Linked DNA regions of Homo sapiens: region 2 is linked to region 1. A link is a contact called in ENCODE Hi-C or POLR2A ChIA-PET data. All regions are on one chromosome and are shown on one strand. The core of a region is the stretch at or near the end of the contact, and the rest is flanking DNA. Distances in the headings are between cores, read along the strand shown. Region 1 has its middle 55 kb from the start of LOXL4. Region 2 overlaps HPSE2 (heparanase 2 (inactive)).

Region 1 (5,962 bases), core at 2,230-4,729:
TGGATGTTGTCCACCTGCTAGAAGACATTGTTCTGCCTCCTGCGGAACCCAGCAATGGACTGGCTCCAGGTGGAGTGTGGAATGCATGTTAGTCACTGGGCATCCTCGAACTGGAGACGGTTTAGAGAAGTCTGCTGAAGACCAAGGGGGTAATGATTTGTGATAAGAAGACAGAGAAATAACAAAGAATAATCATGCAGTAATAATAAAAATAAAATAAGCCTCTCTTAATTATAATGTAGTAATATCATATGATGAGGATGAGAAAGAAGAAAATGGCTCAGAAAAAGCAAGTTAAGCCAAGAATGAACTTTAGGCCTGGAAAGGGTGACTCCAACTTTGGCAAAAGGAATTGTGCCTTTGTAAGATGGAGTTCATGATGAGAAAGCATAGGCAGAAAACTTAACAAGAGAAAACAAGATGCAGCAAAATCTTCCTTTGATGGATCCACAACTGGCTCTTAAAGAAAATTCTGGGTTCAGAGGCGTGTTGTTTATTCCGTGATCATTTATTCAGACCCTGTCCCTACCGTGTGTTAGACACTGGGCTAGGCCCTGCGGAAACAACTGTTCAGAAGACAGACACTGTCCTGCCCTTTAAGGAATGAACTCTTCGGTGAGGAATCCATTAACACAGGTGGTAATTACAATGTCATGTGATAAGGGTTATCACTAGGAACCCAGGATCCCCCAGTCAAGGGAGCAGGGATAAGGGTGGCCATCCCCGTGTCTCTGCTAGAGAAGGAACCTGGCTTACTGAGCCCTGGGCAGTGTCTCTCACACTAGGACACATCATGGTCCCTGGAGAGCAGCTACCAGGAGCGCAGATCATTTTGAAAGCATTTTAATGACAGGGTCCATTCATAATGCAGCTACTGCAGCCCCAGAAACTCAGACAACGGGCAATACGATGGAGTCTACACTATTATAAATATTTGATCTCCTAAAACAATATTACCGTAAATATTATTCACTGCCCTGGAAAGCTTCAAGCTCATGGTTTAAATTTCCCCCATTAGGAGCCTAATGAAGAGGATTTCAAAGTGCACTATCTGGGGACAGGGCTTCCTGGCAGGCTCCAGGCTAGGCCCTGGGGAGGGAGGGTAAATGCAGGCCAGGTGGTGCTGGCTCTGGGTGAGGAAGACAGGCAGGCCCAGAGGGAGGAGTACCGCAGATGTCAGTGGAGAAGCCTGCACTGGGGCCCCTGGGGATCTGGGGGAACCTAGCAGGGAGGCTGCACTTTATCCAGGGTCCCAGAGAGGAGTATGGGACTGCGGCTGACTCTGCTTCAGATTCACTGGGTGGCCTCAGGCTCAGTACAAAGTCACCTCATCTGCCAAATACAGACAATACCCGGCCCTACCTTCTGTGGTGAACATGCGGGAGAATGTAGGGACCTAGCACAGGGCTCTGCACGTATTAAGTGCCTAGGAAATACCAGCTGTTAGCACTGCAGCGAGCGCGGCTCCTGCATTCTGCTGCTGCTGGTACTGCTGCTAATTGACAGCCCACATCCTTCAGGTTACAACCCATCCCCCTCACCACGGCCCACAAGCCCCTCCTCCATCTTAACCACCTCTCTGCTGAGACAGGCCCCAGGCCCTGGCAGACACTTGGTGTTGCCCCTCATGGCACTCGCCCTCCTTGCGCTTCCCCTGCTGCTTGTTCTCTGTGGCTGGAACGCTCACGTCCCCCTCTGCCTGGCCAGCTCCTTCGGGTCCATGATGCTTTAACTGCCGGTGCCCCGTCCGTGGAGCCTCCCTGACCCTCGGGCACCCGGGAGACCTCTCCTGTGGGCTCCCCGAGGGCCCTGATTCTCTGTAATAGGTGCTTGCTGGCCAATTCCCTCTCCATGCAGCCATGAGCCTCTGGCAAGCAAGGATGGAGCCTCACTCATCTTTCTACCTCGAGGGCCCAGCAGAGTGCTTGGTGCATGGGGCTCAGTAGTTGCTTGTTGAATGAATGAATGTATTACACAGAGATTTACAATCTCCAAAGGATTTTCATACCTGGTGTGCTTTTGCTCTATGGGATGTCCTGGGAGCATTGTGGTGCTTCTCAGAGGCTCAGGGAGGCTAAGCGAATTGTCCAGAGGTACTCAGCAAGTTAGGAGCATGATAGTAACCCAGGTGCATCTATACCCTGAGCCCAAGGGATGCTGAGTGATTACAGGGTATTCTGGGGCCTGGGTTGTGTGAAAGGACTCAGGGCATCTTTTTCTGACTGTGACTGATTTAAGAGGTGGGGACTCTGACAGAACTATTACTCCTGGCTCTCCTGCAGTTCCAGGTTATTGGGGGTGAGGTGGGAGTGGAGGGGTTCTTCCTGGAGCTAGAAACCATCAAATCTCTCAGAGTCATCAGATCCTATGACAGGGCTCTTGGAGGAGGAAACTGAGGCACAGAGAAGTTGGTTCACCTGCTCAAGATCACACAGCTAGTCAGTGGTAGAACTTGGCAAGGAGCTCAGGCTCTTATCCACTGTTCATTTCCATGGGTCTTTGACACAGAGATCACGCCAGGGTCTAAAACAAATCTAGCCCCCAGGATAGCTGGCGCTGATGATTTAAAGGGCCTGGCAGTGCTTAATCTTTCTGCCCAGCTCCCTCATTTTAGAAAATGTTGAGATTTAAGAGCTCATAAAACTGAGCTATAACAGTGCCCTGCCAAGAACTCTGCACAGGGCTTTCTATCCTGGGCCGCCCAGCCCAGTGGTCTCAGTCTTGTCCCCAGTCACCCTGGGAGAGTTCTGCCGTCGATTACAGCTGCTGAGCTCCTTGGGCCCTTAGGAGGCCCTTCAGGTCATCTATGTCCTTGCCAGGGCTAGAATGACGTGCGGCGTGGCAATGTATGCAGTGACTGGCTAAGTTCATAAATTGTTCAGGACTCCGGCAGCAGTGGCGGCAAGACTGGGCATCAGGGTTCTGCCTGTCACCAAAGCAAGTGAGCATTGACAAGCATTTGCACAGGGACCACCTTTCTGTGGCCACAGCAAGGCCGAGGTGACAGATGCCCATGGAGGCAGCTCTGTGGGCACTTGCGGCCCTACTAATCCATTTTGATGGTGGTTTTCTTCTGGTTGAAACTCCCTTCGAAAGTCTAGGGCTCATGTCACCAATATATACATTCTCCAGCCATGCCTCCAGCACCTAGCATGGTCCTGTCCAACAGCAGTATCCAATCAATGTGTACTGGGTGGAAGCATGGATGGATAGAAGGAAGAGAGGGAGAGACAAAGGGAAGGATGGTAAATTCATTATGAAAACAACCCCATTTCTTCATGTCTCTCTGTATCCACACCGCTTGCAATGTGACTTTTCAGCTCCTCACATGAAGAATTGGAGGGCTTTCCCCCCTATCCCTTAAGTCTAAGTTGCATTTGTGACTTGCTGTGGCCAATGGAATGCAGTGGAAGTGACAATGTACCAGCTCCAAGCCAAGGCCTCAGGACCTCTTGCATACTTCTGCTTTTTCTCTTGGACCTGGCCAAGCCACCAAGTGACTAAGCATGAGCTGGCCAAGTGCATGATGACAGACACATGGCCCAGCCACCCCTCCACCCCCGCCTGTGGCCAGCCATCCCCCAGGCACATGTGTGAAGGGCCTCAGGCTGCCCCAGCAGCTGAGCTGCAGATGCAAGAGCCCAGTTGAGGTCAAACAAGCCTGGTTTAGATCTTCCCTGTGGAATGATAGTCTCATGAGTGATAATAAATGCTTGTTGCTTTCAGACTACTGAGCTATGGGGTGGTTAGTTATGTAGTGACAGTTAACTGATTCAGTATAGAAACCTTGGGAAACTATGCTCTCCATGTTCCGCAGAGCCCCAGTGTCTCCTTTTCAGAGGCCTCTTCCTTGTCCCCTCTTATCCTATGCCATTCTCTCCTGCCACTCTAGCCAGAGCCTTCCATTCATGTTTGGACTTTCTTTTTCTAAGTCCATATCTAAGATGTTGTGCAAGCTCTTTCAATTCAATTCAGCCAACATTTATGGAACACCTGCTACACAAAAGACGTCATTCCAGGTGCTATGGAGATGGAGAAAAATAACACATGACTCTTGCTTTCAGTACATTTAATGGCCGTAATAGCAGCAGTATTAAAGATAACTGATATTTGCACAGTACTTGACACTAAAAGCACTTTCACATGTTATCATATATTTGAATTTATGATTTAGGAGTTGACACAGCAGGTCAGAAGCAGATTCAGCTATTACTGAGTATCTACTGTGTATACAGCACCATGACAGATGCTGGTGAAAATAAATGTCACAGGGGCACTGTAAAGATTCGAGCTTCACTCAGTGCTGGAGTGGTTACGTCCACTCCCTTTTAAGCTGTATCCCTCCTTGTAGAGGAAAATTGAGATGCCAAACCAAACACTACAAGGAACACAGGTAAATTTCCACCTTGAGGTTCAGAAATGAATTTTGCAAGTGCAGTTAGGGGGCCCATGGCTTAGCATCCGTCCTTGTGGAAAAGATCCGAGAGAGGTTTTAGTTGTCATAGCAACTGAAAAGCCAATTCTGTTTTAGATTACAGAATGAACATGGTAATCATGTTATAGGACTATGGGAGGGCGCTGGGCTTCTCATGCTACATCCAGGCCCAGCTCTACATTTCCTTTTTTGGAGATGGAGTCTCGCTCTGTCGCCCAGGCTGGAGTGCAGTGGCGCGATCTCAGCTCACTGCAACCTCCACCTCCCGGGTTCAAGCAATTCTCCTGCCTCAGCCTCCCGGGTAGCTGGGACTGCAGGCACATGCCACCACACCCAGCTAATTTTTTGTATTTTAGTAGAGACAGGGTTTCACCGTGTTGCCCAGGCTGGTCTCGAACTGCTGAGCTCAGGCAATCCTCCCACCTTAGCCTCCCAAAGTGCTAGGGTTACAGGTGTGAACCACCACACCTGGCCCAGGCCTATATTCTAAGAAGCCTGTTAATTAACCAGAGCGTGGTCAGAGGGAAGACTGGGATGAAGAAGTGTTAGGAAACTGGGTCTGGACGTTTGAGGGAATTTGGGATATTTAGCCTAGAGAAGAGAGGGCCCAAGAGAGATGGGAGAGCAACTTTAACTGTTTGAAAAGCCTATTGTGTTTAAGAAGGCTAGACCTTCAGATTGCTGCCAGTGGAGAAAAAAAAAAAAAGGCTAGACTTCCCCACTGTTGGCCATGAGAAAAGAATGAACAGGGTGAGAGGTGGAGGAACTATAGAGAAATACATTTCAGTTCAACTTAAGCAATAACTTTCTAATCTCTGGAACCATCCATCAGCGGAACAGGCTCTTCCTCTGTGGAGAAGATCTTCAGTATCCATTGACTAAAGGTTGTTGGGCTTGGTAAGAGTTTGAGTTTGATGACTTCTAAGGTATCTTCCACCTCTGAGTCCCTGTGAAGAGCTCTGCAAAAGTGGCTTCTGAGACCCCAGGGTGCAGCCACATCCTTGTGTAAAGACAGCTAAAAAGAAGGTTAATTAGAAGAACGCTTCCATCAGCACACTAGACTCTGGTGGCTGCTGAGAACATTTGAGAAATTGGTCTATGCCAGGAGAATGTACATTAGCCTTCCTATAGGAACCCATATAAAGATTTTATCTATATCAAAGTTCATATGTATATGTTATGAAAATGTGGCCTATAATTATATAACTACATGGTATCTATATAAATGTGATGTTTAATTCTGCTCTGAAGAGGTGGGAGTGAAAGCCTGGCTGGGCCCCTCTTTTCGTTATGATGAGGGGATCCTCTCTCCCAATTAAAGGGTTCAAGAATATGAAGCCACAGTGTTAAGCAGAGGGAGCAGGAGAGGAAGGCAGACAACAGAGGGAACTGACAAGGAACACCAGGCCAAAGGGGTGGTCAGATGAACAGTGCTGCAGCAGGCAGACACGTCAGCTGGGTGAGGGGTTGAGGTGGGGACTGCGTTCACTCGCTTCTGGCATGCAGCTTTGGGATGTTGCTGTTGTT
Region 2 (5,962 bases), core at 2,040-4,539, 140 kb after region 1:
TCTTTTCCTCACTTTGGCCTGTCAATCTGTTTCTTCTTTCTCTTATTTCCTACCCCCCGCCCCGCCCCCATCTTGGTACTTCACTTTCCTGCCCTCTCAGAGCTGAAGCCTCAGTGGGAGGTGCCTGGTCCCAGAGAAACGGGTCCCTTCTGGGCAGCCTTGCAGGGCGGTCTCAGGGTCTGCCCCTCTCTCTCCAGTTGCTTCCATGCTGAGCACAGCCACTGACCTGGTGCAGCCTGGTCCTCGGGCTCTCCCTTTCTTGCTCGCTGTAGTACATCTGCTGTATGCTGTTCCTCCTGTGCTTAATGATAAGCATGTCAAAACCCGGTCCCCTCGCTTCCTGGAATTAGGTAGTCAGCTTCCCTCTCCCAAATCCACCGTTCTCCAAGCTCAGAATTCTCTCCCTCCTCTTTGGTCTAATCTCCCTTCCATCTCTCACTTTGCAGACTTGGCCCAAATCCTTAACTCCGTGTGCGTCTTAGGCAGCCTCCCTAGTCTCTGCCCTAGGCAACCCTGCCTTGCCCCCGCCCCATTCCTGTCCTTTCACAAACAGCAGAAATTGTATCACCGTCTCACTTGGAACAGTGTCAAATCTCTCCTCCTTCTAACAAAAGCATCATTCCTGTCATTTATCCTGAGAAAGAAAATCACATCCACAGAAAAGAAAGTCATTTCAGCTGTAGCTCATTGGCAAAGACCCTCATGCCCCTTGAATCATATAGAACGTCCTCATCCCCCACTTCACACCTGCCCAACTCAGAAGCTTCCTACCTACCATTCCATAGTTTTGGCCAGATCTTCATTCTCTAGATTCCCTATTCTCTCCCAAAATGGCTAACAAAGTTTTGTTCTAGCTCAAATAGGCTACTTGGGAAGAGGCAAAAAGGTTAGATTCAGTTGTGTCTTCCAGTGATGACCTTGATTCACACTTTTTTCTTCTTTTTTAAAAATAATGATTTGAGTTAACCAAACAATTAAGGGCTTACCCTATAGAGCCCCTAATATTCTCTTAATTTTGGAGAGGTCTAATTTGCTTTGTCCAGTTGGGGTGTGTGTGTGTACCTGATGTTTCAGTATGCTTTCTCTTTGTACTCAAACTCTCCCTCATAGCAACATGAAGAATGATGACTACTTTTTGTTGTGCCTAATAAACTGCTCTCCACTCAATGAATATTGTTACTTGACTCCCATTACAACTCTGGGGGAATCTGGATTCACAGAGGAATAGAACCTTCTTACCAAATCTGGAGTGTGATTGTAATTTTACTTTTGAAGCACCCGCTTCCCAGAAGAACTGCCAGTGATGGATGCCACTGTCAGGAACCCAGATGCGCACGCTCATACATCAGCCGGGAAATCATACAAACAGCTCTCCCAGCAGGCCAGGGCTGACACACCCATTACTCCCCTATGGAAAGAGATGTGTCAAAAAACTCAGGGCAGCAGCAAGAAAGAGGCAGAGAAGAAGGAGTTGGGAGAGGATGGGTTTTTGTAGGTCCACCCAGTTTTTTTCCTTCCTCATCTTCCTCTGAGGGCAGCAGCAGCAGCAGGCTAAGGTTTGGATTTGTGGTTATAATGCTGTGTGACAGGATCATGGGGAGTTGTCTGGAAACATTTCTCCTGGGAGTGTGCTGTCAGCTCGTTTTCATAGTGCACATGAAGGGAAACATTCTGCTCTATACACATGCCTTTATCCTTATATAGGTACAGGTGATGTCTACATTTTCCTTTGGGATGGATGTGGCCTACCTAGGCTAAGATCACGCTATGACATTTAGTCTCTTTGGAGAGCAAGTCTGTGTTGATTCCAGCAGGATGGGGCAGCAGGGGCTGGTTGCTAGGATGTCTGAAAACAGAGGATACTACTGGAGTGGAGGAGTGGAAGCAGCCCAGCAGGCCCACTGGTAGCCGTGAGTGTGAGGATAGCTTATCGGTAGCGGCAGGCCAAAGCATTGACATTCTTGACCACATAAAAGCCCATGGTGACTGGAGGGATGACCAATGTCCGGCCGGCCCGAAGGGGGCGGGGCTTCAATTCTGGGAGGGTCCCGTCGTCCACCATCACTAAGGGCTGGCCATTCAGTTGCACTGACCTACAGTGAGGAAAAACAGTATGGGACTCATTATTGCATTATAAGGGAGCCACTGCAACAAAGCCTAGCCCCAGATGGCCTGGCAGTGTCTGATACACACACACAGCTGACACTTATTGTTACTGGCTATGCCCTAGATTCTGACCTAGGTGCTTTACTTTAATAACTCATTCAAACATCCCAACAACCCCCCCACTCCCCTGAGGTAAGTAACTATTAATATCATTATCCCCATTTTATCTAGAGTGGCTAGGTGACTTGTCCCAAGTCACACAGCTTGGAGGTCCAGGGTTTGAACCCAGGTAGTCTACCTCCATAGACACATTTAGACAAGTGAAAAGTCTGTGATGCAGAAGCTGGAATGTTTCATTCCTATTTTTTAAAAATCACAATATCAGCTCAGTTTGACTTTTCCACCTAAAGAGTTTTTACCTGTGGAATGATACATGGGCTTAAGATGACTTCAGAAATCTATTTAACTCATATCTCATTAATTTACTTGACAGATTAGATAACTGACATTACCTTGCTTGTCTAAGGTTATACGGAAGGGAGACAGAGACATAGGTAACACCTCTACTTTTTCTAATTTAAGAATGAGTTTTGGCTGGGTGCAGTGGCTCATGCCTATAATCTCAGCATTTTGGGAGGCTGAAGAGGGAGGATCGCTTGAGTCCAGGAGTTTGAGACTAGCCTGAGCAACATAGCGAGACCCCATTTCTACAAACAATATAAAAGCAAAATTAGCCTGGCATGGTGGCTACTCAGGAGTTTGAAGTGGGAAGATCACTTGAGCCTGGGAGGTTGAGGCTGCAGTGAGCCAAGATTACACCACTATACTCCATCCTGGGTGACAGAGAAACTCTGTCCCTAAAAAAAACAAAAAATGAGTTTTCATATTTAATATTAACAGATGTTTCCATTTAGCAAAACAGCAAAGTAAGTGATAAAGTAGGCATTTGTGATCACAATTCATCTATCTTGCTTTTATCCTTTCTGTATAGCCAGCCACTTTCACCCTGAGAAGGGGGACTACATACATAGCAAACTTAGAAAAGAGAAACAGCTCATCTTATGCTGGATAGAGGGAAATGCCACCTATCCTTGACCTATGGTACCAGAATCCAGATAATGTTCCAGCTGTTCCTGACAGCCATGCACCCAGGTGGAAGCTTAGTTTTATGGGTCAGCAGAAAAGGCCAGAAACAGGCCACCAGCTGGAAATAAGGTTGTGAGTCACCCTCAGAAAATCAACATTGCATAGTGATGACTGTTTCTGGGCCTTGCCCAACCTCCAGTGTGATAACATTGCCGTGACATCATCTGAGCTGTAAAGAGAATAGAATGTTATAAATTGATATAGAGGTCTTTGTTTAGTGTTCCTTCTGTGCTATGAATGATAGACTGCTTTAGAGAGAGATAATCAGACCCATGCCCAATAGAGCAGTGAATTCCCAGAGATAAGTGTGTTGTAAATTGCTCCCAATGGAGAGCTAGGCAGAGAAGAGATCCAGGCCTGGCCCCACATGGGTAAGTTTGGGCTAGGTCCAGATCTGATAGGCCAGAGGGAGCAGGCCCCCTCCCTTTGCTAGAATGACTGAGTGAATAAGTGAGTAGGAGGCTTCTATATGGAGAGCGAGGCCTGCCTCTGGAAGGCATGGGGTGGGAGAATTGAGATCTGAAGGTCAGTGTTGACCGCATCAGATATGCAAGGAGCTTTTGCTTCCAAATATGAGAAGTGACCCTCTGTAGTGAAGACAGCCTACTCATTGGAGTGGAAGGCAGGGTGAGGAGAGTGGTTCAGTTACAAAAGAAGCCCAGATGGGTCTTCACAGTGTATTTTCATTATTTTGTTTCAGGTGCTATGAATATCTATCACCCAGATATAAGCACAGTCAAACACGAGTTCAATAATACCGATTAATCTTTCTAAGGCATACTCAAATTTATATCAGGTCTCTGCTAGAAAACCTTCAATGGTTTCTCCCATATACAGAATTAGGTGCAAACCTTTCTTCTGAAGAATTAGGTAATGCCCTTTTAGATTCAGATGATCCCACAGTATTGACATCTTTGGGTTCTGGGGAGTGCAAAACAACGTGTGATTAGCAAACCTTTAAAAATCTATACTAATAAGGAGTAGTTGTCCTGGAACAGGCCCTATTCTGGTTTCTTTATTGGTTGGTTAAAAAGCTAAGAGTAGAACCAGGAAGCATGGTGAAGATTCTCTACTGAAATCTCGAATTCCAGGAGCCAAGTTGCTAACTAGCTAGATGGCTTTGGCAAATCCCCTAACCTCACTGCCCTGTAGCTTTTGCATCTGTAAGAACGTTATATAGGCACCAAAGAAATGAAATAAGAAATATGAAAGTGCTTTGAAAGCATAATGAACCATATACTTAAGATATGGTGTTTTTGTTGTTGTTGTTCTTTTTATTTTTATTTATTTATTTTTTTGAGATGGAGTCTCGATCTGTTGCCCAGGCTGCAGTGCAGTGGTGCATTCTTGGCTCACTGCAACCTCTGCCTCCTGGGTTCAAATGATTCTCCTGCCTCATCCTCCCGAGTAGCTGGGACTACAGGCATGTGCCACCACACCTGGCTAATTTTCGTATTTTTAGTAGAGACGGGGTTTCACCATGTTGGCCAGGCTGGTCTCGAACTCCTGACCTCAAGCGATCCACCTGCCTTGGCCTCCCAAAATGCTGGGATTACAGGCATGAGCCACCGTGTCTGACCTGTTGTTGCTATTGTTTTTAATGTCACTGTGGACAGATGCACTTGTTGGTCCTTATCATACCTGACTGCTCTGTGGTACTCACATTTTCAGGTCTCCATTCTCAAAACCCTCTCTCCCCTTGGCTCCCATGATATTTCTCTCTGTTTTCCTCCATTTCTGGATGGCGTTTTGTTTTCGTTTTTGTTTTTGTTTTTTTGAGAGGGAGCCATTCCCCTCTGCCTGCTTCTCAGATGCTAGGGTTCCTAGTGTTTTGTCCCTGGACTCTTCTGTCCCCACACTCTGCACTCCTCCCAGGTTGCTGCTGCTCTCACCCTTGACTTCGGTCACTATCCACAAGCTGATGCTCCCTAAGCTTGTATCTCTACCCTACCTACATTCTTTCTATGAACTTCTGTATCTCCACTTGGCTGTCCACAGGAATTTCAAAGTCACTAGGTCCAAATTCAAAATCTTCTCCTCAAACTCTGTCCTTATCTCTGCTTTTTTTTTTTTTTTATCTTTGTGATGGTACCGCCATTTATCCAATTACTGTACCCAGAAAGCTTGGAGTCTTCTGAGACTTCTCCCCCAATTCCCTTGTGTAGGGTAGCCAAGTCAAAATAATTCGACCTTATAGTGTTTTTCAAATCTGCTCCTTTTCCTCCATCCACTGCTATCTTTTTAGTTCAGAACTTGCCTCCTAACCTATCTCTGTGCCACATTGCTGACAGTTATCTGTTGTCACTGCACCGCTTCAAACTTGCCAACACTCCCCTTCCCTTACACTTTATTGTGAACAATGACACCCAGCTCCAGCTACCTCTCCAGTCTCAGATCCCGCCAGTCCCCCCTCCAACGCTCACTGTGGATCGCAGACCTCTGGGAGTGGGCATTGGTAGGGGGTTGCCAGTTATTGTAAGAATTTCATTAATATATGCATACACAAAGATGACGAATGAAAAAATAATGTCTTTCACAGAGATGAGGTAAATATTTCTCAATGAAAATGTAAGTAGATATTGTTGGGATTGAAATACACAAGTTAATTCAAAAGTATAGTAGGCTGGGTGTGGTGGCTCATGCCTGTAATCCCAGCACTTTGGGAGGCTGAGGCAGGAGGATCACTTGAGTCCAGGAATTTGAGACCAGC

The links. A loop is a pair of places that touch in the nucleus more often than their neighbours do. ChIA-PET counts read pairs that join two places held with the same protein, here RNA polymerase II (POLR2A).
Region 2: a map of cardiac septum shows a loop between it and region 1 (2.0-fold over the local background). The contact joins two enhancer-like sites. A Hi-C loop is called at or near these places in 2 of 168 maps with a recorded cell type or tissue (cardiac septum and endothelial cell of umbilical vein). POLR2A ChIA-PET finds 5 or more read pairs at or near these places in 1 of 52 experiments (AG04450).

Annotation. Positions count from the first base shown.
Region 1 is chr10:98,319,877-98,325,838 of GRCh38, forward strand. No RefSeq gene overlaps it. Among named protein-coding and RNA genes, the nearest start is that of LOXL4, 55 kb to the left of the region's middle. RefSeq lists an enhancer at 1,576-2,141. Within about 2 kb of position 3,480, at least 5 of the 41 ENCODE cell types and tissues checked have a DNase peak (open chromatin) inside an H3K27ac peak, as active enhancers do.
Region 2 is chr10:98,457,647-98,463,608 of GRCh38, forward strand. HPSE2 (heparanase 2 (inactive)) reads right to left here. Exons shown (of 12, transcript NM_021828.5): 12 at 1-2,093. The coding sequence ends at 1,928. Among named protein-coding and RNA genes, the nearest start is that of HPS1, 14 kb to the left of the region's middle. Within about 2 kb of position 3,290, at least 9 of the 41 ENCODE cell types and tissues checked have a DNase peak (open chromatin) inside an H3K27ac peak, as active enhancers do.